Regions from separate parts of the Homo sapiens genome. Here region 2 is linked to region 1. A link is a loop called in an ENCODE intact Hi-C map of the cell type or tissue named here. Cell type or tissue: Caco-2. All regions are shown on one strand. Each heading gives the region's core, and the rest is flanking DNA. Links, peaks and the distances in the headings are about the cores only. Region 1 overlaps DLG2 (discs large MAGUK scaffold protein 2). Region 2 overlaps DLG2 (discs large MAGUK scaffold protein 2).

Region 1 (16,769 bases), core at 3,028-11,027:
CTGCAAAAAAATAAATAAAAAAACAACAGATGACAAAAACGAATGGAATAATCTTCAATGCTCATAGATTGGAAGAATCAATATCATTAAAATGGCCATACTGCCTAAAGTGGTCTATAGATTCAATGCTATTTCTATCAAACGACCAACATTCTTTTTCCCAGAATTAAAAAAAGACTATTCTAAAATCCATATGGAACAACACAACAAAAAGTCCAAATAGCCAAAATAATCCTAAGCAAAAAGAACAAAGCTTAAAGCATTGCATCACCTGACTTCAAACTATACTGTAAGGCTACATTAACCAAAACAGTATGGCACTGGTACAAAAACAGAAACATAGACCAATGGGGCCGAGAACGCAGAAATAAAGCTGCACAACTACAGCCACCTGCTCTTGACAAAGTCAACAAAAATAAGCAATGGAGAGAGGACTTTCTAGTCAATAAATGGTGCTGAGATACTTGCTATCCATATGCAGAAGAATAAACCTGGACCCCTACTTTTCATCATGTACAAAAATTAACTCAAGATTGATTTAAATGTAAGACCTTAAACTCTAAGAATCCTAAATAAAACATAGGAAGCACCATTTTGGAAATCACCCTTGGGAAAGAATTTATGACTACATCCTCAAAAGCAACCGCAATAAAAAGAAAAATTGACAAATGGGATCCAATTAAACTAAAGATCTTTTGCACAGCAAAAGAAACTACCAACAGAGTAAAGAGGCAACCTACATATTGTAGAAAATATTCACAAACTATGCATCTAACAAAGGTCTAATATCCAGAATCTATAAGAAACTTAATTCAACCAACGAAAAGCTAATAACCTCATTAAAAAATGAGAAAAGGACATGAATAGACACTTCTCAAAAGAATACATACAAGCAGCCAACAAACATGAAAAAATGCTCATCACTAATCACCACGAAAATGCACATCAAAACCACAATGAGATACCATCTCATACCCATCAGAATGGCTATTATTAAAAAGTAAAAATCAACAGATGTTGATGAGCTTGTGGAGAAAAGGGAATGCTTGTACACCTTTGGTGGGAATGTAAATTAGTCCAGCCACTGTGGAAAGCAGTTAGGAGATGTCTGAAAGAACTTAATACAGAACTACTATTCAACCCAGCAGTCGCATTAGTGGGTATATATCCAAGAGAAAATAAATCATCCTACCAAAAAGACACATGTGTGTTCATTGCAGCACTATTCACAATAGCAAAAACATGGAATAAACTTAAGTGTCCATCAATGCCGGACTGGATAAAGAAAATGGGGTACATATACACCATGAAATACCAGGCAGCCATAAAAAAAGTGAAATCATGTTCTTTGCAGCAACATGGATGCAGCTGAAGGTCATAATTTTAGACAAATTAACAGAAAATGAAAGCTAAATACCACATGTTCTCACTTCTAAGTGGGAGTTATACATGGCAACAATAGACACTGGGTACTACTGGAGGGGGATGGTACAGCAAGGGGCAAGGTTGAAAAACTAACTATTGGGTACTATGCTTGCTCTTTGGGTAACATAATTAATTGTACCATAAACCTCACACAGTATACTCATGTAACAAGCTTGCCCATGTACCCGCAGAATCTAAAATAAAAGTTAAAATTATTTTAAAAAGGAATTAGGAAAGGAGTGAGTCCATTTAAAACTTCTGTTGGATGTATGTGCGAAGAGCTCTTTTGTTTGTTTCAATATCTTATTGCTGGGCTTATAATACTGTAATTTCTGATAACTGATATTTCTTATGTTTTTCAAATATTGGTGATCAAATATGCCTGATTATTTAACCTATTAAGTATTTTATCCCCTCCTTTTTGTTTATTGAGGTACACCTTTTTAGGCATGTACAATTCTATCACTTTTTGTTGTTGTTGTTTGAGGCAAGTTATTGGTCTGTTTCCTAGGCTGGAGTGCAGTTGTGTGATCACAGCTCACTGCAGTCTTGATCTTCTGGGCTTAATTAATCCTTCCACCTAATCCTAAGTAGCTGGGGCCACAGGCACACACGACCATGCCTGGCTAATTTTTTAAAACATTTTTTTGTACTGACAGGGTCTCCTTATGTTGCCCAGGCTGGTCTTGAACTCCTGGGCTCTAGCAATCCCCCAGCCTTGGCCTCTAAAATAATGGGATTACAGGCATAAGCCACTTTGCCTGGCCTGTGATGTTTGATTAACATTTCTACTCATGTAATCACTGCTACAGGCAATCGAGATAGAACATTTACCTCATCCCAAAAGTTCTTTTATGTATGTTTATAATTCATAGCCTCTCCCAATCCATATGTCCTGGCAACCACTGATCTGATTTCTGTCCAAAAAGTTTTCTAATTTCCATAATGGCATATTAGTGAAAACGATATAATATATAGTATTTTGAGTCTGGTTTGAGTTAACATAATCCATTTGAGAGTCATCCATGTTGTCATGTATACCAATATTTCATTTGCTTATATTGCAGAGGGGTATTCCATTATATGGATATACCACACTTTATCCATTAATTACCTGATGGACATTTGGTATCTTTCCAGCTATAGAAGATTAGGGATAAATCTGCTATAAGTATTATTAAAATATATTGTGCAAAGATATATTTTTCTTTTTTATTTGTATAAATTACTGGGTAGAAGTGTAATTTTGTTATAAGCATAGATTGTTATAGTGCTCAAGTCAGGGCTTTTAGGGTATCCATCACTCAAATAACATACATTGTACCCATTAAGTAATTTCTTATCATCCAGCTCTCTCACTTCCTCACCTTTGCGAGTCTTGGGTGTCTGTCATTTCACTCTGTATGTCCGTATGTACACTTTTTTAAGCACCCATTTATGAGTGAGAACATGCAATATTTGACTTTCTGTGTTTGACTTTCTGTGTTTCACTTAATGACCTCCAGTTCCATCCATGTTGCTGCAAAAGATGTAATTTCATTCTTTTTGCTGTCTAAATAGTATCCATTGTGTGTGTATGTATATGTGTGTGTGTATATATATATATATATATATATATATATATATATATATATATACGTTTTCTTTACCCAGTCATCCACTGATGGATGCTTATGTTTATTCTGTATCTTTGCTATTGTGAATAGTGCTGTGATAAACGTAACAGTGTAGGTATCTTTTTGATATATTGATTTCTTCTCCTCTGAGCAGATAGCTTAGAGTGGGATTGCTGTATCTAATAGTAGCTGTTTTTTAGATTTTTTTGAGAAAACTCCATACTGTTTTCCATAGAGGTTGGACTAATTTACGCTCCCACTAACAGTGTATAAGAGTTCCCTTTTATTTGCATCCTCACCAACATTTGTTATTTTATTTATTTATTTATTTATTTTGTTTCTTTAAAAACAGCCATTCTGACTGGGGTAAGATATCTCACTGTGGTTTTAATTTGCTTTTCTTGATAAGTGACGTTGAGCATTATTTCATATACCAGTTGTATGTCTTCTTTTGAAAAATGTCTATTCATGTCCTTTGCCCACTTTTTAATGGGATTATTTGTTGATTTTGTTCAGTTGTTTGAGTTCCTTGTAAATTCTGAATATTAGTTCCCTGTTGGATGAATAGTTTATAAATATTTGCTCCCATTTTGCAGGCTGTCTGTTCACTCTGTCAATTATTTCCTTTGCTGTGCAGAAGATTTTTAGTTTAATTAAGCCCCATTTGTCTATTTTTGGTTTTGTTGCCTGTGCTTTTCAGGAGTTAGTCATAAATTCTTTGCCTAGACCGATATCCAGAAGAGTTTTCCCTAGGTATTCTTCTAGCATTTTTATAGTTTCAGGTCTTATGTTTACGTCTTTAATCCATCTTGAGTTGATTTTGGTATACGGCCAGAGATATGGATCCAATTTCATTCATCTGCATATGGTAATCCGATTTTCCCAGTACCATTTATTGAAAAGAGTATCCTTTTCCCAATGTATGTTCTTGTCAGGTCTATCAAAGATCAGTTGGTTGTAGTTATGTGGCTTCATTTCTGGATTCTCTATTCTGTTCTATTGATCCATGTGTCTTTTTATTTTTATACCAGTATCATGCTGGTTTGATTATTATAGCCTTGGAATATAAAATCAGGTAATGTGATTCTCTCAGTTTTGTTCTTCTTGCTTAAGACGTTTTGAGTCTTCTGGTTCATTTTTGATTCCATAAAATTTTTAAATTGCTTTTTCTAATTCTGTGCAAAATTGTTGGTATTTTGATAAAAAATGCATTGAATCTGTAGATTGCTTTGAGCAGTATAGTCATGTTAACAATATTAATTCTTCCAGTCCGTGAGAATGAGATTTTTTATTTGTGTTATCTACAATTTATTTCATCATTGTTTTGTAGTTTTCCTTGTAGACATCTTTCACCTTCTGTGATGGTTAATATTGTGTCAAGCTGATTGGATTGAAGGAGGGAAATTATTGTTTTTGGATGTATCTGGGTGTTGCCAGAAGAGATTAACATTTGAGTCAGTGAACTGAGAGAGGAAGACTCACCCTCAAGAAGACCCACTCCCATTATGTGTGAGCACCATCCAATCAACTATCAGCATGGCTAGAGAAAGCAGGCAGAAGAAGGTGAAAGAAGCTGACTTGCTGAGTCTTCCCGCCTTTCTATTTCTCCTGTGAGGGATGCTTCCTGCTCTTGAACATCAGACTCCAAGTTCTTTGGTTTTTGGACTCTTGAACCTACGCCAGTGGTTTGCCAGGGGCTCTCAGGCCTTCAGCCACTGATGAAAGCCTGCACTGTCGGCTTCCCTACTTTTGAGGTTTTGGGACTCAGACTGAGCCACTACTGGCTTCCTTGCCCCTCAACTTGCAGATGGCCTACTGTGGGACTTCACGTTGTGATTGTGTGAGTAATTCTCCTTAATAAATTCCCTTTCTCATATATATATATGTGCGCACACACACACACACACACATATATATGTATATATACACACACACATATCCTATTAGTTCGGTCCCTCTGGAGAACCCTAATATAACTTTTTTTGTGAAATTTATTCTCAGGTACTCTTTTTTTGTTGCTATTGTAAATAATACTGCTTTCTTTATTTCTTTATCTGCTAGATCTTTTGGTTTCTACAAATGCTACTTATTTTTATACATTGATTTTATATCCTACAACTTTACTAAATTCACTTATCAAATCTAGGAGTTTTTTTGTGGAGTCATTAGTTTTTTCTAAATACAAGATCATATCATCAGCAAACAGGAATAACTTGACTTCCTCCTTTCCAATTTGGATGCCTTTTCTTTCTTTCTCTTGCCTGATCGTTCTGGCTAGGACTTCCAGTGCTATGTTAAATAGGAGAGAGGCAAAACTGATAAACTTCTAGCTAGACTAACCAAGAGGAGAGAATAACCAAATAAACAAAATCAGAAATGAAAAAGGAGACATTAAAATTAATGCCACAGAAACATGAAAGTTCATCAGAGACTATTATGAACAACTACATGCTCATAAAATAGAAAACTTAGAGGAAATGGATAAATTTCTGGAAATGTACAACCTCCCCGTATTGAGCCAGGAAGAAATAGAAAATCTGAACAGATCAATAATAAGATAGGATCAATAACAAAACAATCTCTCAACAAAAAAAAAAGCCCAGGACCAGGACCAGGACCAGATTGTGATATTCACAACCAAATTCTACCAGATATACAAAGAAGAACTAATACCAATCCTCCTAAAATCGTTCAAATCAAAGAAGAGAAAATTCTTCCTAATACATTCTACCATGCCAGTATCATCCTGATACCAAAACGAGGCAAGGACACAACAAAAATAGAAAATTATAAACCAATTTTCCTAATGAACAAAGATGCAAAAATCTTTGTTCATTACTAGCAAACCCAATCCAACATCACATCAAAAAGATTATACACCATGATCAAATGGTTTTTATGCTAGGGATGCAAAGATGGCTCAATATTCTCAAATTAATAAATATGATACATCACATAAAATTAAGACAAAAACGATATGATCATCTCAATAGACAAAGAAAAAGCATTTAATAAAATTCAGCATGACTTCATGATAAAAAAATTAAAAAACTATACATAGAAGCAACATACCTCAAAAAAATATAGGCCATATATAATATACACACAGGAAACATCACACTGAATAGGAAAAAGTTGAAAACATTTCCTGTAAGAACTGGAACAAAGATATATTTCTCAGATTGCTGGATTTATGGTAAGTTTATGTTTAACTTTATAAGAAACTGCCAAACTGTTTTCCTGAGTGGCTGTAACATTTTTTCATTCTCATCAGCAGTGTGTGTGAATTCTGATTGCCTAACATCCTTATCCACATTTGGTACTGTCATTTGTTATTGTTGTTGTTGTATCATTCTAATAGGTATGTGGTGACATCTTATTGTGGTTATAATTTTCTCTTACATTGAATTGAAAACATTTTTAAAATTCAGATATTTCCCTATAGCTCCAATATACACATTTAGTAACAAATGATACTATTATCGCAAAATTTGTGGATGGATTTAACTTCCTTCTTCCAGGTATATTCATCTTAATGATTGTTTTGAATTCAGCTTCCTTTATGCCATTATAGTTTTTTCCCACTAGATGGCAACTGCTCAGTTGTTTAGAACGGCTGAGTAGCTAAAAGCAAGGAACATAAAGGATAGAGTCAAGCTATGAATTGTGAAGTGCTTTACTCCAGGATTGTACAAAAAAAAAAAAAAAAAGCGACAAGACTTCATTGTCTGCCAAAAGTTCATCATAACTTAATGTGTGTGTGTGTGTGTGTGTGTGTGTGTGTATACTTTCTAAGTAATTTCAATCTAAGTTTGGAACTACCAAATGTGGATGGAGCACAGAATATAAAAATACAAAACAAGGTATCTTTTGAATGTAAGTTAGTGTCACAAAGTAAACAAATAGTTTGTAGAAAACATTCAGAAACTATCTAGTTTCTTCAGACAGTATATACTTCTGGAGAATATAATTTGAAACACAGATATTTTAGTAGTTTTGACATACCAAACATATATTTTCTGGAATACCTGTAGGTAAACTGAGAAGTTAGTTAAGGGTTTTCTGATTGCTTTTTGCTGTTATTTTAGCACCACATAGGACCTCCTCCCTGAGTTGATTTCATTCATTAATCAAATATTTACTAAGTTTCTATTCTGTTTCAAGCTTTGTGGTAGCATCAAGAATACTAAGAGGAAAACGACCTAATACATGATAATAAAATAATAATATAATAATAATAATAGAAATTGTCCTTTAAGTGCCAGAAAGTATTCTAAGACATTTATAAACATACTACTTCTTATTACCACAATCTTATGAAATGTTATTGCTCCTCTTTAGGAGACACAAATTGAAGACTGAGACCCTCTGACAACCGCAGTAGTTATAGTTGAGACAAAAATGATTTTAAAGAATATTCATGTTTAGAGTGGACCAGAGATGTCACCCCAAAATTACTCTTTGCAGCCATGTAGTATGGAAGGAAACAAGATATTTCCATGTCCTCAGTGCTGAACAACTTTTAGTAGTCGAGAGATTCCAAGCCTACCCATGCAGCTTCTATAGTGATATACAACAGAGATGGCAGAGGGCAGGGTCTAAGACAGAGGCTGGATGGAGGACAGACCTAGGATGCAAGAAGCAGAATTGAAGCCCAAATAGGAATCAAGATAGAGCCAAGTCATCGATCTCTAGCCATGCCAAAAGAAGATGCTTGGAATACCATTAGCAGCCACAATCTTCACTTGACAATATCAGTATGATTCTTGGAAATCAAGACAAGAAACACTTCCATGGATACCTGCAAAACCCCACGGGTAACAGACACACACATGTAGCCCAGGTGTTTACTCCCATTATAAAGACATGTAAACTTCCCCACACTCCAAGATACTATCCGGGGTGGATTAGATGGGAAAGACAAACTTTTGAGAGGAGAGAAATATAACTTGATTAAATATTTATCCAAAATAATATTGCTTTAAATATATCACTAGGTACCTTTAAGTTTTTAAGTTTTGGGGAATCAAAGATAACTTTGAGGATTTAGTAAAAGTTATGAACATTCTTTCCCACTGGCTTCCTACCCACCCACCTACATACACACATTCTCTTTCCCACTAACTACCCCTACCACACACACACACACACACACACACACATTAAAATGAGTAATTCAAAATATTTGCGTATATCTCTATAGGGCTTAGTGAATAACTGAAGCTTAGTCATTAACTCCTGGAAGATCTATGAATCCCGGGTTAAGAAATCCTAGGTTGTGGAAATGGCACTAGACTTGAGTTTTGACTCAATCATTTGCCACCTATGAGAACTTGAATAAATCAACTCTTCTCTCTGAATCTCAGGTTTCTCACTGTTTGTGAAATATCTATTACATGGAGGAGTGGGATAGGGATGGCTCTATCATAAAAAACATATCTTCTTTACACTCTTCTTTGCAAAATTTTATAATATATGAATACACTTACAGTCCTACATGGTCCTATATAGTTATTTTGGATCTGTCATTGATCACTTTTAATTTTCCTCTTAAGAGTGTCACTCTTTTTCTCTATCCCACCAGCATCAGCGTACCTTTCTGGCAGTCCTCATCCTCACATATGAGAAACTGCAGTAGCATCGTGTAGCATCTTGCTGTTTCAACCTTTAGTCCTTCCTATGTATGAAGCACATTATTCTCAACCCACTGCTTCTTCCTATAACTCTCTTGCTTAAAATCTACCAAGACTCTCAATTACATAAGAGATAATATCTAAAATCTAACAGTCAAAGACTTAAAAAAAATCAATTGATCTCACCCTGCTTAATCAATCTTACATCCTCAGCTCTAGTAGTCTAAATTTTACTACTAAGAGGAAGCTTTCATAGGAGGAAAAATGATGTGATTTGAAGTCGTTGGCTCAGTCACTTACTAGCTATTTTCATCCTGGGTAAAACACTTATCCTATCACGGCCTTAGTTTTCTCAACACTTAAATAAAGTATTTGTTCTGGACAATTTCTAAGATCCCTTTCAGTTCTGACACTGTCTGACTCCATCACCCTGTGCCCCTTAAATGCTAAATTCATTCCTACTCTGAATCCTTGATCTTTCTGTGTTCTCTTTCTGTAGCATCCTTTCTGCCAGACTAAGCATTTTCTGTTCTCCAAGGTTCAACTTATGTACTTGCTCATCCATGAAATCTTCAGAGCTCCAAAGTTTGTGAGAATCATTTCCTTCTCTGCGGTCTCATGGCATCTAAATTTTGTACTAATCAATAAGAGTATCTTACACTGATATAACACTATAGCTTTAGTAGAGATGTTTACATACAATATTTCACTGGAGCCTCTCAAAAGATCTATAAAGGTAATTACTATTCCTACTCAAACTCAGAGAAGCCTAAAATGTCTCAACTCTAATGCAACTGATCTAGAGTCAGAATTAAAGGTTTTTGATTCCTGTTTCAGAGTTTTTCCTCCATACATGTTCAACATGTCAAATAATTATTGGTATCTGTATGTTTCACCTATATAGCTATTATTTAGCTCAGTAAACATATATGTTAAGCTCCCATCATATAAAATCTGCTTAGGTATAAGCTATGGCTAAGGGAGTTGGGAAGCAAATGGAGTTTTCTAGCATGGGTGCTTGTAATTCTTATTTTGTCTGGTAACCCTTAACAATGAGCTTATTAAAAATAAGGGTATAGGCTGGGCACAGTGGCTCACACCTATAATCCCAGCACTTTGGGAGGCTGAGGCGGGTGGATCGCCTGAGGTCAGGAGTTCAAGACCAGCCTGGCCAATATAGTGAAACCCCATCTCTACTAAAAATGCAAAAAAAAAAAAAAAAAAAAAAAAAAAAGCTTAGCTGAGCATGGTGGCAGGCACCTGTAATCCCAGCTACTCAGGAGGCTGAGGCATAATTGCTTGATCCCGGGTGGTGGAGGTTTCAGTGAGCCGAGATTGCACCATTGCATTTCAGCCTGGGCAACAAGAGCGAAACTCCACCTCAAAATAAATAAATAAATAAATAAATAAATAAATAAATAAATAAATAAATTAAACAAGAGTATAGAACATAAAATAAGAACATTGTCCGTGGAGTCAGAAATATCTGGGTCCTCTCTCATTCTTTGTATTAAGGAAAATTTCAAATACATTAAAATAAGACTGTGTACCTCCTCATTCATCTTCAATAATGATCAACTTGCAACCAACTTTATGTCATCTATACTCCTAACCACTCCCTCAGATTATTTTGAAGCAAAATCAGACATCATTTCACTTCATCTGTAAATATTTTAAGAAGATCTACATATAAAGACTCTTGCTTTTAAAAATAACTCTAGTACCAACAAAAATTCTTTAAAATCATGAAATAGTTAATGAAGATTCAACATTTCTTGGTTTTCCAATTTAAAAAAAAAGCTTGCTCAAAAAAATGATCTTATATAAATAGAGAGTAGACTGGTGGTTACTAGAGACTGGGGTGATGTGGTGGCCGTTGGGGAGATGTTGGTCAAAGTATAAAAAATTTCAGATAGGAGGAGTAAATTTCAACAGATCTCTTGTACAACATGTTGACTATAGTTAATAATACATTGTATTTTTGAAAAAAGCCAAGAGAGTTGGTGTAAAGTATTCTCATCACAGAAATGATAACTATGTGAGGTAATGCATATGTTAATTAGCTAGATTTAATCATTCTACGATGTATGTATACTTTAAAACATCGCATGGTTCACATAAATACATACAATTTTGTGTCAATTTAAAAATAAATAAATAAATGTATGATGAGAAAAAAAGTTTGTTCAGATCAGGCTGCAAAACAAGGCTATATATGGTTTGCATGTCTCTTACGTTTCTTTTAATCTACAGGATCTCCTCATTCTATCACTCTCCTCTTGCAATGTATTTGTTTAAAAATATGCTTTTTTTAAATAAAAAAAAATTCTCCTGTAGTGCTTCTGACAGTATAATTTTTTTCTGATCATATTATCTTATGTTATGGTTCCCTATATCTCCCATGAATTGGAAGTTAAATCTAGATTTGATCAAACTGAGGAGCAATATTTTACGCAAGACTCCTCATGAGTTGTTAGGTATACTTCCATTAGAAGTCACATGATGTCTAATTGTCTTTTTATGATGTTGTAACCATGGACAAATATTTTGCAGATCTAGTAATTTAAAATGGTGATATTCTATTATTCCTTCATAATTGATTAGGTACAAGACCACTATAAAGAGAAATTTCATTTCACTTATTTGGTAACCTTGAATTTGAAATTGTATAGAACCAACAAGGTAAATGTTTTATTCTTCCTATTGATTCGTTTTCAAAACAAAAAATAGGTTCCCTAGTATTTCCAAATCTAGTAATCAGGTGATTTTTAAATAATATCTTTATGAAATCATGGATCTAAACATTTTTATTATGTTTTAACCCATTATAATTATTATCTTTATTGATGCTCAGATTGCCTTATTTTGACCAGTGGAAGCTGGTAGGCTTTCGAGTCCTTTTATGATGACACTCCATATCTTGGTGGATAGGTTAATTGCTTTCTGACATAACAAAATATTTCAGTTCCATCTTGTCATTTTCCTACCTAAGACCTAGAATAAGTCTTTTTCTTGAAAATCATTTTTTTTCCCAAGAAGATCTGTTACCTTTTATTAGGAAATGGTATTTGGAAACCACACTGGAAACACTACAGATGTTCATATCTACTATGCTATCATTACTTCTAGCTCTTTTAAGTGGACAAAACTAGGAAATATTCTTAAAGATAAAATATATCATCATCATGATTCATTCTGAACTTATTCAAATTTTACTTAACATTAGTCATAGAAGAAGTTTGGTTTTTATCCCAGCTCCCCCAGTTGCCTATAGAACAAGTGATATAAACTGTAACTACCCTAAGCCCTCAATTTTGTACCTGAAAAATTAGAATAATAAAACCAACTACTCACTTGAACACTCATAAGAAGATAGTTGGTCTATCCTGACCATATGGAAAATAATGAAGTATCATAAACCACAGATATATAGAACTAACCATTTGGTTTTATTATAAGAAAACGTAGAAATTCTGAAAGCCACAAAATTATCAATTCCAAGCTAGGACATTCCAGAAGTTAATAGCTAAATACAGCTAGAAAGAACTACTAGAAACTACAGGATGACTGATCACTTTTATAACAAGCTTCTAAGATAGAGCACTGAGCTCCCTATTTCTCTGTTCCGCCTTCCGTCCACTCATGTAAACACTGGCTTCCCCCAAAAAACATCAATTCCATTGTTAGGCCTTCTTCCTGTAAGATCTGAATAAAGCTCCAATGAGCCATAACCAATCTCTTCTGAAGCATTCCACCCATTGATAAGAGCTGCCTCAATTGAATATTTCCATTGCAGCAGCAATAGGGCAGACAGTTGCAGAAAATCCTCAAAAGAACTACCATAGACACAAAGTTAACTGGCAGTAAAAATCGCTCTGTGACACCACCACCCTATGTTCAGAAAGATAGGCAAAGCTCTCCTCTTTGTCTAGACCTTCCTTTAATTAGGGTCCCGGGGGCCAGGAAAATTCTCTGAAGTAAGTCTGTGCACTGCTCCGGCTTTTGAAGAGTAATGGCTTTGGTGGGAAGAAACATTTGTAAAAATTCAGATCTAATCTAGGAACCCAAACCAATCTAATTAGAGTGTCTGTGCACTGAGATGTTCACTAATGAGACTCAAAGAACCAACACAGGAGAAACAATGACTTTTTTGCAGCAGGCATTATCAGGCTGCCTTAAATGTGACCCACATTCACTCATGCCCCAGTACCCCAGGAGTAGAGCCATGTCCTTTTTCTAGATTGACTCTTGGCAAGTGTCTCTGGTAAGTTTTCCATTAGGGGGCTTCTGTACTTTCTATTGCTTCTCCATAAGACTCCATTGTTCTCTTTTCTTCTGCTTAGTGTCTGACCTGGCGTGCTCCAGATTCCTATGGTTTGAATTCTGTCTTTTTAACTCATGTCCTACTCTAGCCAAATCCAATTACTTGTCCTGTGCCTCTGTGCCTTTGCAAATGCTGTTCCCTATGCACAGAAGGCCTTTCCTTCTCTAAATAATTAATTTATTCTTTCTAAACTCTCATAGCTCCACTACAAAGTTTTTCTGAAATCCCTCTCTCTACTCCATCTCTACTATGAGGAAGAAATAAATGCTTATTCCCTCTGTTCCACCTCTTTACCCAATATATATCTCTACCACCTCACTTAGTATGGCAATTATGCACCTATATGTGTATTTCCTCTATAATATTCTGAGCCTTGTGTCTAAAGAATATATGCCTAATTTATTTTTCTGTGTCCAATTTCTATCTGAGTTCCTGCACATCATAGTACATTCACAAATACTTGAAGGCCCTCACCACTGGAAGATAAATTGCAGAACATCCATTAAACTAGTGGTTCATACAAAATTATGTGGGAATGTGAAGAAGGGAGAAACTGACCTGGCACAGTGGCTCATGCCTGTAATCCCAGCACTTTGGGAGGCCGAGACAGGTGGATCACTTGAGGCTAGGAGTTCAAGACCAGCCTGGCCAATATGGTGAAACCCTGTCTCTACTTACAAAAAAAAAAAAATTAGCTGGGTGTGATGGTGCATGCCTGTAGTCCCAGTTACTTGGGAGACTGAGGCATAAGAATCAGTTGAACCAGGGAGGTAGAGGTTGAATGAGCTGAGACTGAGCCACTGCATTCCAGCCTGGGTGACAGAGTGTGAATATGTCTCAAAAAAAAAAAAAAAAAAAAAAAAAGAAGAAGAAGAAACCACATCAATCTCCACAAGACACATCCAGATAAAGGACAAAGTAGCCAGCAGGTAAAAACAAAAATAGTAAAACAAAATCAGTCACAAATAATGGGGGTCTTTCCCCATTACACTTCTCACTTTCTCTGCTGAGAGAGGGTCAGAAAGCAAGAGCCTCCTATGTAAGTACTACGACCTATATTCAACATGAGGCACATTACTTGGAACACAACAGGTGTTCAAAAACTACTTACTGAATAAATAAAGTAGGTATGCGCTACTTTCAGAAATGTCTCTGTCACTGCGACCTAATAATATCAATCAGGGTAATAAAATGCATGCCTGTGGTCCTGAGTCATTCTCCACATACATTCATACCTTTGAGTGCATTTTCTCTTTCATTTATATTACTTTTCTTAGTATTCCAATGTATAATGTAGTTATAATACATTTTATAACGTATATACAATGTTTCCCTCTACTACTTGTGTATATTTATTATAAATATAGATTTATAGGTGTATGTCATATACTAAATAATACAGTTAAAATTATTTGATTACTTATCTCTCCTACTACAGTGGGACCTCCATGAGAAAGGGAAGATTGTCATTATTTCGTCCAAACATTTTGCTCTTCAATCACCTAGCAGAAACCTAGAAACAGTAGCATCACATAATAATGTATGTTGACTCAATAAACAAATGTATCAAAGTTAGCAGATTTGATCCTCCAGGGTTTCCTCATATTATGGTCCTTTTCCAGCCTCATCACTAAATGATATCATGGCGACTCAGGGAAGCTCTGTTTTCCTCACTAAGACCAGAACAGAAGATGGTGCTATCAAATAGAGTTTTTAAATCCAGAATGAATTCATCCCTATGCCTTGTCTACAGAATCACTCAGAAAATAATGCAAGGAAGTGAAACAAAGAGAGACATGCAAAAGAAATAATCTTGGCACAGCACCTTGCAAATCAATTTTCTATGCCCTTGTTTCTGAACTTTCCTGTAAGGTGGAGGCTTAGAAACTGCAGTGTTTTCATGATGATTGGATAGCATGTTCTGCCACTCACTGCCTTTCCTGGAGTTTCTAACAGGACTGCTACTATTTATCCTCCAGTTTCACCCAATCTGCAGTCTTTCTCATAATGGCTGCAGTGATCCTTCCCTAAAGTTATGTACAGCACTCAAAAACCTTCCTTAAGACTCACTTACTGTTTATCAAACTTTGTTAAATAGCATTAAGACAATGATTGAGTAAACATTTTAGGACAAAGCTTTATTTTTTTTCCTAATTTTTATTTTTTGTGGGTATATAGTAGGCACATATATTTATGGGGTACATGAGATACTTTAATGTAGTTATGCAATACTTTATAATCACATCACGGTAAATGAAGTATCTATCCCCTCAAGCCTTTATCCCTTGTGTTACAAACAATCGAATTATACTTTTTAGTTATTTTTAAATGTGCAATTAAATTATTATTGACTACAGTCACCTTGCTGTGCTATCAAATACCATCTTTTATTCATTCTTTCTAACTTTTCTATTTTTTCTATTTTTTTAACCATTAACCATCTCTACATCCCCCCATTAACCCTCACTACCCTTCCCAGTCTCTGGTAACTATCCTTCTAATCTCAATTGAATTTAAACAGTAAGTTCAATTGTTTTAATTTTTAGCTCCCACAAAAAAGTGAGACCATGCTAAGGTTTTCTTTCTGTGCCTGGCCTATTTCACTTAATATAATGACCTCCAATTCTATCCATGTTATTTGAAGTGTCAGGATCTCATTCCTTTTTATAGTTGAACAGTACTCCATTGTGTATATGTACCACATTTTCTTTATCAATTGATCTGTTCATGAACACTTAGGCTACTCCCAAACCTTGGCTATTGTGAAGAGTGCTGCAGTAAACATGGAAGTGCAGATATCTTTTCGATATTCCTGTTTCCTTTCTTTTCAGTATATAGCGAGCAGTACGATTGCTGGATTATATGGTAGCTCTATATTTAGTTTTTTTTAGGAACTCTAAAATGTTCTCCAAAGAGGTTGTACTAATTTACATTCCCACTAACAATGTAGGAGAGTTCTCTTTTCCACTGATCCTCTCCAGCATTTGTTATTGCCTGCCTTTTGGATAAAAGCCATTTTAACTGGGGTGAGATGATATCTCATTGTAGTTTTGATTTGCATTTCTCTGATGATCAATGATGTTGAGCACCTTTTCATATACCTCTTTACCATTTGTATGTTTTCTTTTAAGAAATGTCTATTCAAATCTTTTGCCCATTTTTAATCAAATTATTGAATGTTTTCTATAGAGTTGTTTGAGCTCCTTATATATTCAGGTTATTAATATCTTGTTAGATGTGTAGTTTGCAAATATTTTCTCCCATTCTGTGGGTTTTCTCTTCACTTTGTTGATTGCTTCCTTTGCTGTTGAGAAGCTTTTTAACTTGATGTGATTGCATTTGTCCATTTTTGCTTTGGTTGCCTGTGCTTGTAAGATATTAGTCAAGACATCTTTGCACAGATCAATGTCCTGGAGGGTTTCCCTTATGTTTCCTTGTAGTAGTTGCAAAGACTGAGGTCTTAGATTTAAGCCTCTAATCCATTTTGATTTGATTTTTGTATACGATGAGAGACAGTAGTCTAGTTTTATTCTTTTGCATATGGATATCCAGTTTTCCTGGCACCATTCATTGAAAAGACTGTCCTTCCCCCAGTGTATGTTCTTGGCACCTTTGTTGAAAATGACTTCACTGTAGGTGTATGGATTTATTTCTTTGTTCTCTATTCTGTTCTATTGGTCTATGTATTAGTCTGTTCTTACACTGCTATAAAGAACTGCCTGAGACTGGGTAACTTATAAGTGACTCACAGTTCCGCATGACTGGGGAGGC
Region 2 (16,769 bases), core at 2,932-10,931, 400 kb after region 1:
TAGAGTTTACATGGAATTTAAACAAATTTACAAGAAAAAACAACTCAATTAAAAAGTAGGCAAAGGACATGAGCAGACACTTCTCAAAAGAAGGCATTCATGCAGCCAACAAATATATGAAAAAAAGCCCAACATCACTGATCATTAAAGAAATGAGAATCAAAACCACAATGATATACCATTTCATGCCAGTCAGAATGGCGATTATTAAAGTCAAGAAACAACAGATGCTGGCTTGGTTGTGGAGAAAAAGGGATACTTTACACTGTGGGTGGGAGTATAAAATTGTTCAACCATTGTGGAAGACAGTGCAGCAATTCCTCAAAGATCTAGAAGCATAAATGCCATTTGACCCAGCAATCCCATTACTGAGTATATACCCAAAGGAATATAAATCATTCTATTATAGAGATAACATGCACATGTATGTTCACTGCAGCACTATTCACAATAGCAAAGACATGGAAACAGCCGAAATACTGCTCCATGATAGACTGAATAAAGAAAATGTGGTGTGTATGTATATGTATTTATATATATATATATATACATATACACACACACACACACACACACATACATACATACCAGGGAATACTATGCAGCCATAAAAAGAAACAAGATCATGTCCTTTGCAGGGACATGGGTAGAGTTGGAATCTGTTATCCTCAGCAAACTAACACAGGAACAGAAAACCAAATACCACATGTTCTCACTTATAAGTGGGAGCTGAATGATGAGAACACATGGACACATGCAGGGGAACAACACACACTGGGGCCTTACAGTGGGTGGCAGAGTGAGGGAGAGCATCAGGAAGAAAAGCTAATGGATGCTGGGCTTGATACCTAGGTGATGGGTTGACCTGTGCAGCAAACCACCATGGCACACTTTTACCTATGGAACAAACCTACACATCCTACATATATACCCCAGAACTTAAATGTTGAAGAAAAGAAATAGTGTCTCTTATGAGATTCTTATTAACTACTAAAAGAAAATAGTAACTTTACAGTAGATAATCTGGAAGCTACCTTAACCAAGTGAACAATGCATAATCAGTAATTTAACAAATATATATTTTAAATACCTTCTCAAATCATGTAATGAGAAGGATATATCCCTTTTGTAGTACTTCTGCCAAAAATATATAACTTGAATTTAATCATAAGGAAATAGCAGAAAAAAAATTAAAGGCTATTTTACAAAATAAATGTCTTATATTTGGGGAAAAAAATAAATTCAAGGTCTTGAAAGACAAAGGTAGACTGAGAAATATTCTTCATTGAAGATGACTAAAAAGACATGAAAACTAAATGCAATGTATAACACTAGATCAGAGCCTGGACCAGCAAATTTTTTTTATAATAAAGACATTTAGTGGAACATTTAATACAATTTTAATAAGATCTATAAGAATAGACAATATTTAGACCAATGCTAAATTCCTAATTTTGATCATTGTACCTTGGTTATACAAAAGAATATACTTGGTTTTAGAAAATACACAGTGAAGTATTCAGGGAAAAAAGGCAAATTGCTCTTTAACCACACCCCCAAAAAAGTATGCATGTGTTTATGCCTAAAGAGAATAACACAAATATAGTAAATGTTAATTTTGGAGAATCTGAGTAAAAGTTATACAGGTTATTTTTTACTATTTTTGTAACTTTTCTTTGTTTTAGATTATTTATAAATAAATAGTTTTTAAAAGAAAGCTACAGATCCAAAAATCCAAACTGTTTGAAGAAAGTATTATACTAAAACTATAGCAAAATTAGTAATCAGAATGTAAATATGTCCAATATGAATATAATAAAAGGAATGAAAAAGATCTTCAATAAACAGAATGCTCAGAGATAGAAGAAAATACAAAGTCAATTTTTTAAAAGCCAAACAAATTATGTTGGAAAACAGGAAGAGAGGGAACAAGAGGTAGAACAAGACAGATATAACAAAGAGCCATTAAAAATGGAATAAAAAATAGTCATTGCAACAAAAATTAATAGATATTATAAACCATAGACTAAACATATGCAGAAAAATTGGAAGATAGCACAAGAAATCCCCTCAGAACACAACACTAAAATGCTGAGATCTAAAATAGATAAAGAGCTGTACAAAAGCATGAAGAATAGATTGAGAGGGTCCAATATACATCTTCTCAGAGTATCATGAAAGGAGGATGAAGAGAACGCTGAAAAAGCAATATTTGAATAAATACAGCTGAGAATTTTCCAGGATTTCAAAAAGAGATGAGTCCACCGATAGAAAAAGCTTTCTAAGAGGCAGTGTACATACATAAAATTAAATATGCACTCAGACACACAAGAGTAAAACTGAAAATCAGCAGGAATAAAAAGGAAATCTTAGGATCTACAATAGGAAACAATCTACAGAAAAACAGCTTAATTAAGCAGAGAAACCAAAAGTAATAGAACATATGCTCACAGTGCCATGAGAAAATAATTGCTGTCCTATAAGCTTATAGCCAGCTAAATTATCATGCAAAAGGGAGAGTGCAAGCATACAAATATTAAGATAATTTAACAATAAATATCCTCACAACAATAATTACTAAAGGACGTACTTCAGCAAAAAGAAAAATAAACTCAGAGGAATATCTAAGTACAAAGATAAATAGTGAGCAAATAAATAAATAAAATATATCATAAGTCAAATATGAAGTATTGTATGGATATGAGAGACTGGAGTATTCAATGAGTTATTAAAATCCATCAAGGTCCTTGTCATATTTGAGAAAGATAAATATAACTTTAGATTTCTTAGAATAATATATAGATTATTATGTATGCCAAAAAGATAACCAATTAAAGAACAGAAGACAATCAGATGTTTCCAACCAGCAGAGGAAAAAATAAGAAGAAAACATAGAAAAATTTTCAGTACAACAGGAGGTACAAATGGGTGGGTGAAGGAGAAAGGAAAAGGATGGTCAATGAACAATGTCCTTAAATGGCGGAATAAGTCTAAAGACATTAGGACCCACAATAATACAAATGAACTAAACCTATCTATTTAAGATAGGTAGCAAACTGAACAACATAAATGTTAATAACGGTAGTTAATACTTCCTATTCTGCAAGTGCTTTACAAAGATTAACTCACTGAGTCATCACAATAGCCTATGAAGTTTATACTATTAGTGCACCATTATTATGGATAAGCATATTGAGATTTAAAGAATTTTAGCAAATTGTCCAAGGACACACAGCTAGTAGGTGGCTGTGATTTACACCAGGTAGGCTTATTCCAGAGTTTAACCTTTGTGACCATTCTATTCTGCTAAGACTCAATATAGTCATATGATCAAAAGTTATGTATTATTAAATATTATACTCTAGAAGAAGCTTTATGGATGTCAAAATGCCAGCAGGATTATTTTAAGTGAAAAAGTATGTTATAAAAGAATATATACTAATACCATCCAAAGTTTGATTAAACACACACACACATAAGCACATATACATACTGAGAAATCCACCAGAGAACAGTTGTAATTACTTCTGAATCTTGTGATAATAGGTGACATTTATTCTGTTCTTTATATATTTCTGTATTTTCTACAGTGCATAACTGTATGTCATTTTGTTAAACTTTTTTTAATGAGCCTTGTACAGTGCCTGGCACATTAATGATCAAGGGAGAGAGGGCAAACCACAAAGTCCTTTCATTAACTAAAGTTGAGTGGAAGCTACAGAACCAACGATGTTGTGTTATCTTACTATCACAAGCTCAGATCCTAGGGACAAATAAACTGCATACTTAATAAAAAGATTCAGCAACGAGAAAATCCTAACAAGCTGCCCTTTTGTGTTAGTTTCAGGATGTGATTTTGGAATCCAACCTCAATTGTGGCTTCAAAAGAAACCTGAAAATAAAAGCTTCAGCTGTAGAAATGCAGTTAAATATCAGCATTAAATAGAACATAGAGCCCAGGAATGTCAGAGCTGCAAATGTACTTATGGAGATTGCCACCTACAGACTAAATCTCTCACTTATACATCAGGGGAAAAGATCCACAAAAGCAGAGACTTGTCCAAGTTTACATAGACTTTCATAGATGAACCCAGACTGGAACTCAGTTTTTCTGTCTTGGATAAAGAAACTGAGGTTTCTGACATGAATTACTTGCCCAAAATTACACAGCTACCAAAAGGTAGAGCCAGTATTCTAATTTGGTTTGACAGGATTCCAAAATCCATTCTGTTTCTGAATTATAATCAAATAGACAATTTTTTAATTATTCATAGAAATCTTATTTAATCAACAAATTTATCAATTGTTTATTATTTAATATTCTTCAAGAATATGAAAGTATTGAATATTATTCAATAATTTTTATTCACCTAGCACTTCCATTTTACTAGCACTAAAGAAGAAATAATTTCTCTCTTCTTTCAGGCTTCCTCTTCCTGTTGCTTGAATATCTCCTTCTCTCCATATATATGTATATGTATATGTATACGTATATGTATATGTGTATATATATGTGTATATATGTGTATATATATGTGTGTATATACATAGAGGGAGAATCAATCCATCACCTCAAGCATTTATCCTTTGTGTTACAAACAATCCACTTACACCCTTTTAGTTATTTTACAATGTACAATTAAATTAGAAAATAGATATTTTTAAGTTACTATGAATTGGAGATGGAGTTTTTTTTAAGAATTTTCCCTGTGATCTCTTTCCTTTTTAATTTTCTATGACTTACTCTCTGAAAAGCCCAATACTTTTAGAAAGCAGGTGTCATGTCATATAATTGCAGTTCTCCTTTTAAAATTTAATTTTGTTTCCGTTCCCTTGTTATTTTTTCCCTGTCAACACTACCAATAGTTGCACTCACAAATAGGCAGTAACCCTTGCCTGCATGCCTAGTGCTGTTTTCCTGTATTCATTTTGCTTCTGATTAAACACATTTGTATTAAGAGTGTACTTGTAGCACAGCCACTTTCTACATGAAAGGAGAATTTTGTTGTGGTGATGAATATTGTTTTCCAGTAGATAAAATAATTTCTAAATATCTTCTCTATTAGCTCGATATTTTCAACCAGGCTTCATCCTAGATAAAAGATCCTAACTGAATGTAGCAGGAGATCATCGTCCCTTACAGGCTTCCAGGAAATGCTCTCTTCACTGTCAATTATTTATATTGTGAACATCCAGGCAAGGAGACTGCATAGCATTCTGCTTTTGTATTTTTCAAATTTGCCTCATCTTTGTGATGTGGAAATTTGTATGGTGATGAAGAAAGTACACATTCATCTAATGAGTGAGAAATAAATAGTTTTTATTTTTTGAATACATTTTGGTAGTTGGGGTTAGATGTGATGGAATTAATGTTTTGTCTCTAATGTCCTAGGACCTAGTGTAGGACCTATTTATTCCAAGTACTCTGCCTATGTTATCCCAATTCATTCTTCACAAATATCTTACGAGGGAACTGTCAACCCATTTTAACATGAGGCTTAGAGTAGTTAAGTAACTTGCCTGAGGTTGCATAGCTAAGACATGATGGAGTCTGAATGTAAGACCAAGTTGTCCTTGTGTTCTTTACACTGAAACACACTTCTCTTCACAATCTAAACATGTTAAAGTGATCAAGTGGAGAAAAAGAATGAAATAAGAATTATATTCTTTATTCAGCCTGACACATTTTAATTGGCAAGGAAATACTAAATCAGTTAGTTGTTCTAGAATTGAACCACTTACATTATAATTTTTATTTAAGAAACACAAACTGCTTTTTAAAAAGCAATGAAAGGCTTTAGAAATGTATCAGTTTTCTAACATAATTATTTGTCTGTGTGTGTGAGCAAGTGTGGGAGAAAAGAAAGAGAAAGAGAAATGGGGTGGGGTAGACTTATGGGCACGCCTGTGTGAACACACACATTCAGCTATTATTCTAAAGTGGAAATCACTCCCCAGCAACATATTCAGAAATTTAGCTGGGAGATAGAAGGGTAGGAAGCCACAAAACAACATTTAGGAAATTACTAGCAAAGTAAAAATCCTGGTGATTAAAAACAAAAAGAAAAAAAAGGGGAGGCACAAAAGACACTTGAAACCAAGTGCAACAAGTTACCATGGCAACTAGATAATGTGGGTTGAGATTTATATGACTCCATTGTTCCAGCAGAGAAATTCTAAATGACACCCTAGTGGCCTGACAGAGTCGATGCATCTCCCAGAATGCTCCGGCTTATTACTCAAGAGTGCTTTAGGCACAGAGAAAGAACAAGATCACAGTAACTTTGTCAGTTCCAGCCTTCCTAAGACACTTGTTTCTTCATTCTGGAGGCAAAACATTCTCAATTTCTGGAGCCAGTCCTGACCAAGCTTAGCAGAATATTAGCATTCTTATATTTACCTGTGGTTGAGGATAGCATTTACCTTACTGTCTGAAGTACGTGATCCAGTATGAATGGAATCAGCTTTGGGCACCTAAATCCCTCTTTGTTTTTCTGCTGGAACAGTAGTCTGCCCTGATTCCCAGGCAACTTTAGCTAAGGCTCTAAAATTCTGACTAATCATTACCATTGTTAATTAACAACACCATCAGCACAACAATCTAGTATTCATAACAAATATTTGTTGAAAATATATTACCTCTAATGCTAATTAACAAACCCCAAAGTAGTTATCATCTATAGATGCTCATATGTTTTTATTACTTTGCTACACATGAATGGCAAACTGAGGCTAAGAAAACTTAAGTGACCAAGGTCCCAAAACAGCCAAAATTTGATTTCAGAAATGACAACAAAACCATTGCCAGGGGGATTTATCTTACTACATCAAATCTTGGCTGTGGTTGGGTCCAGGTCCACCATTTTAACATAAACACTAACAGGAATAAAAGACACACAGAATATTATGGCTTGGTCCTGTTGTACCCCATTTACTGCATGGGCAGGCTGAGATATCAGGGACAGCAACTCCAGTCCAAATTAAGTCCAAATTAGCCATGCTCCTATTACCTCTGAATATTAGATCACTAGTTGAGAAAACAGGCTGCCCTATTTCTAGGTTCATTATCTTAGCTGGAACTCCATCCGTTTCTTGCTTCTCACTCTTTCTCACTGACCCTCAATGGAAGGAAAAAATAAAAAAGGAGGAGGCAATTAAGATGTTTAAGCATCTATTATGTGCTGGGCACTCTATTTGAATATGTTATCTCATTAAATTCCTACCAAAAAATCTATAGGCTAATTATTTTCCTTTCTGTTTTACATATATGAGAACTAAGAATCAGCAGATAAATAATTTCCAAGGGTTATACAGTAATTATTAGGGTTTAACCAAGTTTCTTTGACCCTAGTCCCTTGCCTTTTGTCCCTTAACCCTTGGCATTCCTCTCAACATAGCTTGTTCAGATTATAATTATGTTTAGAGCTGGAAGGGACCAGAGCATGATCAATTTTAAGAGATGTAATTAGTCAATATGAAAGTACTATTAAAAGTAATCAAAATAGAGAAAACAGTAGGAGTTAGCTGCATAAATTAAAACAAACTTATGCATAGCCTTATATCCTCCAATATGTAATTCTAAACAAGGGGATTTTTTTTTATAAAAGAGATTTTCCTTTTTTTTTTTTTAGGAACAGGTGTGCATAGATTAGGAATTTCTATTATGCCAAGGTTTCATTCGTTGCAATAAATAAGCTCCCATTTTGTAGAGAAACAAGGTAGTTAATAAGCAAACCAGTAATGGCAGCTTTTGGTGTGACTATTTCCTGATACCACCAAGCAGTTTCCTCCAAGTGAGACTAGTTGAAGCCATGCTTGGAGATATAACTGTTATTAGAACTGCCCATTTCCCTCATTTGGTACAGTAAAGGTTAGTTTCTTCCCTCAGAGTGGAATTAGGTAATCATTAGCCATCTTCCATGTCACAGAGGTAATACTATTAGGGCATAAATTAATACACATAGTTAAAATTTTAATATAAACTTGAACAGTATTAGAAGTTAGACCACTATTTTTCATGTTACACTTCTGTAATATGAACTTCTTTGGAAAAAAAAATAAAAGCAAGTTACCAGTTTCCAGTAGAGCAAAATGTGAATAAATTTAACAACTATACTGTGTTATCATAGCAACCAATTTAAAAAAAAACTGATATGATAAAAAATGACACAAGAGAACAAATGTATCAAGTTGTTATGGCAACTGGGGAACGTGGGTTGAAATTTATGTATCTAGAATCCAAGAGAATATTCTAAGCAACTAAAATAAACATTTGCTTATTAAAACATCCCCCAAATAGCACTTACCTATAAGCATTGAAGTGTTTTCATTATTTTGTCTGCTTTTTCTTTTATTTCCAATGGATGATTTTATATTGTGAGCATTTGTATTTTCAGTTCAGCTTACTTTTTGGCAACAGATACACCAAGATGCAGTTTGGTTTGCAGAAAATGGTGCAAAAGCCAATTTCAAAATAGCATCCTCAATCATGTTTTACCCTTTTACTCTTCTCTTAACAAAATGTCTATTCTATCTGCTTTTTCTTTATAAAGAAGCTCTTGCTTACTTGATCAATCAAATTCATTATGTTATCTTTACCTGATTTTGGAAGTCTTCCCATTAGACAGGATATGGGTTAAAGAATTATATAATAAATTTGGATATTTAGGAAGTCTTCCACTAATTTATGCACGCACACTTTTCTTTTAGTAGCATAACTGGTTGTTTTGGACTAAATGTTCTAATGGCATCTGCAGTTTCTACAGAACTTTGCCCATGCTCATGTAGAGTATCTCATTGTGAGAGCAGGAAAGGTGAGATTCTCTCATGACTCCATGCATTTTTGTAAAACCTTTTCCCAGTGCCACTAATACTCTTTTTTCCACCCTTCTATCTGCTTGGCTGATTCTTAATCATAACTTTCCACTGTCTACCCATTTGAGCTAAGTGTCCCTCACCTTTGTCCTCATAACACCCTCTGCATACTTACAGCTAAGTGCCATCATCCTCATCGAAATCAACATAATTAACATAATCATTATCACATATATTACATATTAAGCATTATCTGTATGTTAGTGACTGCTAACTACTTCCCAAATATCATTTCATTTAATCTTCACAAAAGCCATGTAAGGTAGATATAATTACCGCCACTTCTCTATTTCATAGGTAAGGGAAAACTGAGGCCTAGAGTTTGTCACTTGATTTAGGTCACATACTAAGTTACAGCCAAGAGATTTTAATCCATGTCAACAAAATACCAAAGCTCATTTCTTTATCATTTAGTTAGTCACTAAAATTTTTTCTTTAGTTTGTTTTGACATTAAACTATGAACTTTTTGAGAATTTCCATGTGCCTACACTGTAGATTTTCTGAACACATGTCTTATCTCTGGTATCTCCTGCACTGTTAAATAGAGACATAATATGAACCACAATTGTGAGCCATAGTAAAATTTTGTATTTTCTAGTAGCTGTATTAAAAAAGTAAAAAGAAACAAAATTAATTTAAATAATATATTTCATTTAACTCAATATATGCAAACTATTACCATTTCTACATGTAATCAATATATAATTATTAATGAAGTATTTTACATTTCTTTTTTAGTACTAAGTCTTTGAAATCTGTTGCATATTTTATATGTATCCAACATCTCAATTTACACATGCAGCTTTAGTGGCTACCATATTGGACAGAGCAGCTTTAACTCATGCCTGATAAGTAGATATGTAAAGAATGTTCAATACAAGTTTTGTGGAATGAATAAATAAATGGGCAAATACATAGAAATGGAGAATTTTAGATTTGTATTTATAGAATGACCCAATTTACCTTTATGGAACTTTTAACAGTTTGTTTATGAGGAAGCTAAAAGTGGCTATTTTAAGACAGAACATAGATACGTAGTAGTGTATTCATGTTGTGATAATTCCAGGATTACTGTCACATCCTGACCTATCATGGAGAATTGCCTGCCCAGACACTTGTGTATGCTGAAATCCATAGCGGTGTATCATTAGTCAGCTCAAAAAGCCTCCCATTTTTAGAACATGTGTTTTCCATTCTCAGGCTCGGGTTTCAAGTTATAATTCATCATATATTTCATTTTAAAAACTCCTTTAGATCATTTTAATCAATGCCTATTAACAGTAAGTTAAGAATATACATTTTAAATTAAATCAAAATCAGCCCATATCGATAATGAATAAATAAAGTATATCTCAGAGTATCCCCCTTAAAGAATATTTTTATATTAAAGCCCTGGATGTGCTGACACCACACTGAATATTACTGGTAGAAATAATCAACATTTTAAAAATCCATTTACATGATAACAGATATACTGAACATTGTAATATCTTTGCAGTCAAAAAACCAACCTCGAAATCACATCTCAGTGGCAATACTGAATATTACTAAAACACTGGCCCAGGGGGGAAATCTATAGAATAAAACCGGCAATTGCTAAGACTTTACATAATAAAATTATCCTTGACTAAAAATAAACCGAAGAAAAACATCAGGGAATGAGAATATGGTGATTACTCTAGAAAACTTTAAAAAATTCTTCAGAATACCTATATGAAAAGCCAAAGGGGGAGAAAAGAACAAATAAAAATATGGCTGTCATGACCTAACGGTTCATTGCCTATTAGGATGGGACCCACTGACTTATCTTACAAGGGAACTGCCAATTCTGCTTTTAATGTTATTAATTTGAGTGCTAACTATAATAGACATGATTAAAAATATATCGAATTAGAAAAAAAAGGAAGTATAAAAACTAGACAAAATTGCTAAAAATAACAATTTCAGGACTCTGGGAAATGACCAAAAGTGTACAACAAATTGAGAAATGTTTATTCATGAAAAACTACTCAACTACAGGTAAGAGAGTGGAAATTAGTGTCAGCGTTGACTGGGCATGCTCCCATCTCCACTCCATCCAGCTCAGTTTGCTAGTTCTATTAGGATGGGAAAAGTAGTAAGAACCAGTATCTTTGCAGCCTAAGGGAACTCGCTTGATTTGGAGTGGAACATGAGAAAAAAATCCACACTCAGTGGCATTGGCAGTAACAGTAACAGTCTCAGTGGCAAGCAAAAGGAATAAACAGTGGCTCCAGTGACCTTAGGTTGTAGTGCTGGTTGGGGCATGCAAAACATCAGCAGACTAATTGGTAGTTCAACAGGAAGATCCACGAAATGAGACGGCCATAAAGGGCCTTGATAAGCTATTCACACCACCCTGCTGATGGGAAAGTCTTAAAACTGTTCAGGAGAGATTAGAGAAGGCCTTAGTCTCTCTATGTGTCCCTGGCTGAATATAATCCACAAGCGCAGAGGAGACATGGGAATAGAGGACCTAAAGAGAGTAAAAGTTGGCAATGGCTTGTAAACTACTTGAACTATGAATGGAATCCCCAAACCAAACACAGATCCATCAGTAGAGGGTGGAAGCCTTGCTGATTCAAGATATTTAGGCACAAACTCTAACCAAATATTGGCTGACCACTAAGCTATGCTGACATAGGGGTGACCCATAGAAAGCCAGGATTTCAAACAAAAGTAAATATTAAAATCCTGCAGGGAAAGAGATTACATAGATTGAATGCAGGAAAGTTGCAAACAAACAAAACACAAGCAATAACAACCATCAGAGTGGGAGGCAGAATCTAGATTTGCTATAATCTGGTATCTAAAATGTCTAGTTTTTTTAAAAACAGACAAGCAAAGAAACATGAAAGCGTGATCCATGCTCAAGAGAAAAGCAGTCAACAGAAACTCTCTTAATGAATACACAATAGACCTAACAATGACTTTAAAGCAAATATTACAAATATATTATAAGAATTAAAGCCCATTTTTAAAAAATTAAAGTATGACTATAATGACTCAACTAACAGAAAATCTCAATAAAAATGAAGCAATTGTTTTAAAAATTTAAGTGGAAATTCTGAAGTATAACATTTAATAACTGAAATTTAAAACTCACTAGAGAGACTCAACAACAGTTCTGAAATGTCAGAAGAAATTATCAGTAAACTTGAAGATTAGAAATGATCTAACCTGAAGAACAAAGAGAAAATGAAGAAAAATTAACAGAGCCTTGGAGACCTCTAGGACAACATCAAACACACCAACACAAGTAACGGGAGTCCCAAAAGGTGAAAACACTGGGAAACAGACAGTAAAAATAAGCCCCAAGCTTTTAAAATTTGATAAAAACTGCTAATCTATAGATCCATGAAACTGAACAAAACCAGAATAGAAAAAATGCAAAGCAATATCCATCTAAATACATCACAGAAAAACTGTTGAAAGAAAAAGAGAAAATTTTTAAGGCAGCAAGATAAAAAATATGACTCATTAAGTACAGAGAAACAGCAATATGATTAATGGCTGACTTCCCATAAGAAAGAATGGTGGCTAAAAGACAGTGGAATTATATATCAAAGTGCTTAAAGTTAAAAACAAAAACAAAACCTGTCAACCAAAACCTCCTCGGGAAAATTATTCTTCAAAAAGGAAAACAAAATAAAGTCATTCCCAGATGAACAAAAATAAAAAAAATTCATTCCTAGAGACCTAAAAACTGGAAAGAACATTTGTCCATCAGTGGCCAAATAGTTATACAAACCATGCTGTATCTATTCAATGGAATGCTATTTGGCAATATAAAACAACACACTATTGATACACACGACAACTTGAATGTATCTCAATGGCATTATGCTGAGTGAAAGAAGCTAGTCTCAAAAGATTATATAGTGTATGCTTCCATTTACATATTTTTCAAAAACACAAAACTATAGCAATGAGGAAGAGATCAGTGGTTGTCATAGACTAGATGTGGTTGGAGAAGGTGATTATAGAGAGTTAGCAAAAGGAAAGAGGGTTTGAGGAATTAAAATTGTCTTATATCTTGATTACAATGATGATTACATATGTTAAAATTCAAAGACCCATGTACCAAAAGGCATCTTTACTTTATAATAATTGGAATAAAATAAAATAAAACCAAGAAAACCCACATAGTTGAACACTACACTCACAATGAATGTATTTTTTTTTTCTTAGAGACAGGGTCTCATTCTCACCCAGACTGGAGTACAGCAGTGTGATCATAGCTCACTGTAGTCTTAAATTCCTGAGCTCAAGAGATCCTTGCACCTCAGCTTCCTGAGTAGCTAGGACTACAGATGTGAGCCACCTTGACTGGAGGATGTATCTTATAATGTATAAATTATACTTCAGTAAAGCTGTAAATAAATAAAAGTTACTGTGAAACTGAATCTAATTCAGGCAGGACTTCTAATGCTTTAGACCCTTCAGAAATGAAAGTTTGTTCATCCTAGCAAAGGATCATGAATAAATAGTTCAGGTACTCAAATATGTGTAATCAGTATAGAAAATTTCACAAAAAGAATTGAGTTGATTTAATAGAATTTACCTCCCAAAACACTTCCTTGAACCAAATTACTGGTATAGTTTTCTTAAAAGTATTCACAATCATACACATTGTTTAAACATTCTCAGGGTCAGAATAGCTCGGACTAAACTAAGTAGCTCCTGAGTCAAAATGATATATCACATACCAGAATCTCTGGAAGACAACTACAGATGTGTTAAGAGGAAAGTTTACAGCAGTGAACACCTACAATGAAAAGTTAGGAAGATCTAAAATCAACAACCTGACATCACCCCTAAAGGAGCGAAAAAAAAACAAGAGCAAATCAGCTCCAAAGCTAGCAAAAGAAAAGCAAATAACCAAGATAAGCTACACTGAATGAAATTGAGATGTAAAATTCATTTGAAAAAAATCAATGAAACCAAAAGTTGGTTTTCTGAAAAAATAAACAAGATTGATAGATTGCTAGCTAGATTAATAAAGAAAAAGAGAAGATCCAAATAAACACAATCAGAAACGACAAAGGTGATATTAACATCAACCCCACAGAAATACAAAAGCTCTGTTATGAACACCCCTATGCACATAAATTAGAAAACCTAAAAGAAAAATGTTTGATATCACTAATCATTACAGAAATTCAAATCAAAACCACAATGAAATACCATCTTACACTGGTCAGAATGATTATTAAAAATTCAGAAAATGACAGATGTTGGTGATGTTGTGAAGAAAAGGGACAATTATACACTTCTGGTGGGAATGTAAACTAGTTCAGCCACTGTGGAAAGTACTCTGGATATTTCTCAAAGAACTTAAAACAAAACTGCCATTCAACCCAGCAATCTCGTTACTGTCATTACTGGGTACATACCCAGAGGAATATAAATCATTCTACCAAAAAGACACCTGCACTCATATGTTCATTGCTGCACTATTCACAATAGCAAAGACATGGAATCAATCTGGGTGATGAAATCATTTGTCTATATGCATGCGCGCGCGCGCACGCGCGCACACACACACACACACACACACACACACACACACACACACACGTTTGGATATATTCCCAATGAAGAACAACAACAAAATGGCGTATGGTGTATCGTAACTTTCCGTACTCTTTGCTAAGACTTTTTGGACCCAGTAGTGGAAGGAAATAACAGAAGTTAAACTCTCTACCACTTTTTTTAAGCAAAACTATGTAATCGATTTCACTCCCACCACACACCACACCCCCACCAACACACACACACACGTTGTTCCCCCACTTCATCCTCCACCAGGTTCCACTGGCCACACAACTCAAGATCTATGGAATGCAAGGAAGAAAACAGTCCTGGCTAGCTTGAAAAAATTTACTGACACGCTCTCAGAAGAATTCATGCTAAGAAAATCCATATCCCATCACTAATTTTCAGGGTATGGCAATGGCTTTCTCAAGAATATTACAGGGAACCTTTGGAGTATGACAGCAAATTGCTTCAAAGAGGCTTTCTTGCTTTTCTCCTTCAAACATGTGTATCTCATGTATGACCCAGGAAGATATATATAGATTGGTTTTCTGGGAGTTTTTTCCTCCATCCACAGATATGGCAGAAATATACTACCATTGATGGGCAGGCAGACATTCCAGCAACAGATGAATATTGAATACTTCTTATAAGTCTACTAAGAGCTTTACATACATTATCTCAATTGACCCTTACAATAAGTTTGAGAGATGGCTATTATTATTTTCATATTATCCTGGGCTTTTTGAGGCTCAGAAGTGTGAAATAATTTCCCCCAAGTAATGCGGTTACCTTAAAATACCCTATGAAAAATGTATTATTGCTATTTTACAAATAAGAGAAATGAAGTGACTTAGCAAAATTTACATAAATAGAAAGGAGTTGAACTGGAATCAAAATGCAATTTGATCTGACTACAAATTTACACGCTTATCATGGTGGAATTCGCGTACAGGCTTTGGAGACAAAAAGACTTAGGGTTATATCCCATTCTTTCCACTTACTAGTACCATGACCTTGAGCACATTTCTTACTTAACTTCTTTGTGCATTGGTTTCCTCATCTATAAAATGAGAATAAAAGTGATAAAGCATGTATTGAGTTCAGTACATACTAACTACTCCATAAAAACAGCTGGTGTTATCATTATCATTACAATCTTGTATTATTAACTTCAGCTAAATTAAATTAATTCATCCAAGGAATTCTGATGGGACTGTGACATAGAGATAGTTATCTATAAGGAATTGGGAGGGGAGGTCAACTACCTAGAACAAAGGGAACCTGGGGGAGAAACCATAGGGGGAGTGCCTGATTGGCCAGGAACACTATGACAGATTTGAGAACCCTAAGGTAGAAACAAGTGCAACAGGCATTGGAGTACAAACTGGAGGGGAATTAATAGGCACTTATTAAAAGTGCTAGGAAACATGATAGCTACCTTAAATTCTTCATCTTATTTTATCTGGAATAAGAGGACCCAATTTTTCCTTTTAATATTTCCTTAGATTATAATAAATCACCAAATCCTATTACTTTTGCCTTTGAAATTTCTCTCAGATTCATTGTCCCGTATCATTCCTCTTATTCCTTCTGTCATCTCCCTGAATCAAGTGCCTATCTTTTTATATTCAGATGCTTAAACCGGCACGGTAATAGCATGCACTCCATTCTTCACTTCAATCCACCCATGTTCCTGTGGCAGCATGGAAAGCACAGGATTTAGATTAGGACAGGGCTATTTTGTTCTCTTTAGGCTTTGAACTGAAATATAACTTTCTGTTCAAAATATGAACAGAAATATGCCTTTCTGAAGTGTACAACTTCGTGGCTTTCAGTATATTACCATTATCCTTATATAATTCCAGAACATTTTCATCACCTCAAAAAGAAACCCCATATTCATTAGCAGTTACTGTCTATTCCCCCTTCCTCCAGGCCCTGGCAGCAATAATCTACTTTCTATCTCTATGAATTTGCCTATTCTGGAATTTTATAAATTGAATCATATACTATATGCACTGGCTTTTTCCACTTAGGATAATGTTTTCAAGCTTCATCCATGTTTTAGCATGTATCAGCAGCACACGCTTTTTATGGCTGATTAATACTCCCTTATACAGATTCTATATATTGTTTATCCATTCATCAGTTAATGAGCACGAGGGTTATCTCTATTTTTGGCTATTATGAATAATGCTGCTATGAACATTCATATATAAGTTTTCATAGAAACATATATTTTCAGTTGTCTTGAATATATACCTAGAAGTGGAATTGCTGACAACTGTGTTTAACATTTTAAGGGAATAGCCAGACTATTTTCCAAAGTGGCTGC

What was found. A loop is a pair of places that touch in the nucleus more often than their neighbours do. Peaks named below come from ENCODE experiments on the same cell type or tissue, not always from the same donor. Only the 100,000 strongest peaks of a DNase experiment are listed, where the experiment ranks them.
Region 2: a loop joins it to region 1, with 3 times the contacts of the local background. A loop is called at or near these places in 2 of 110 quality-filtered maps.

What each region holds. Positions count from the first base shown.
Region 1 is chr11:84,774,264-84,791,032 of GRCh38, forward strand. The region is part of intron 6 of DLG2 (discs large MAGUK scaffold protein 2); the gene reads right to left. The region is part of intron 3 of LOC124902727 (a long non-coding RNA gene); the gene reads left to right. Among named protein-coding and RNA genes, the nearest start is that of DLG2, 840 kb to the right of the region's middle. In Caco-2, for the core only: a CTCF peak has its summit at 6,626 (motif pointing right); no DNase peak of the experiment used is centred there.
Region 2 is chr11:85,176,733-85,193,501 of GRCh38, forward strand. The region is part of intron 4 of DLG2 (discs large MAGUK scaffold protein 2); the gene reads right to left. Among named protein-coding and RNA genes, the nearest start is that of DLG2, 440 kb to the right of the region's middle. In Caco-2, for the core only: a CTCF peak has its summit at 6,177; a DNase peak (open chromatin) is centred at 6,209.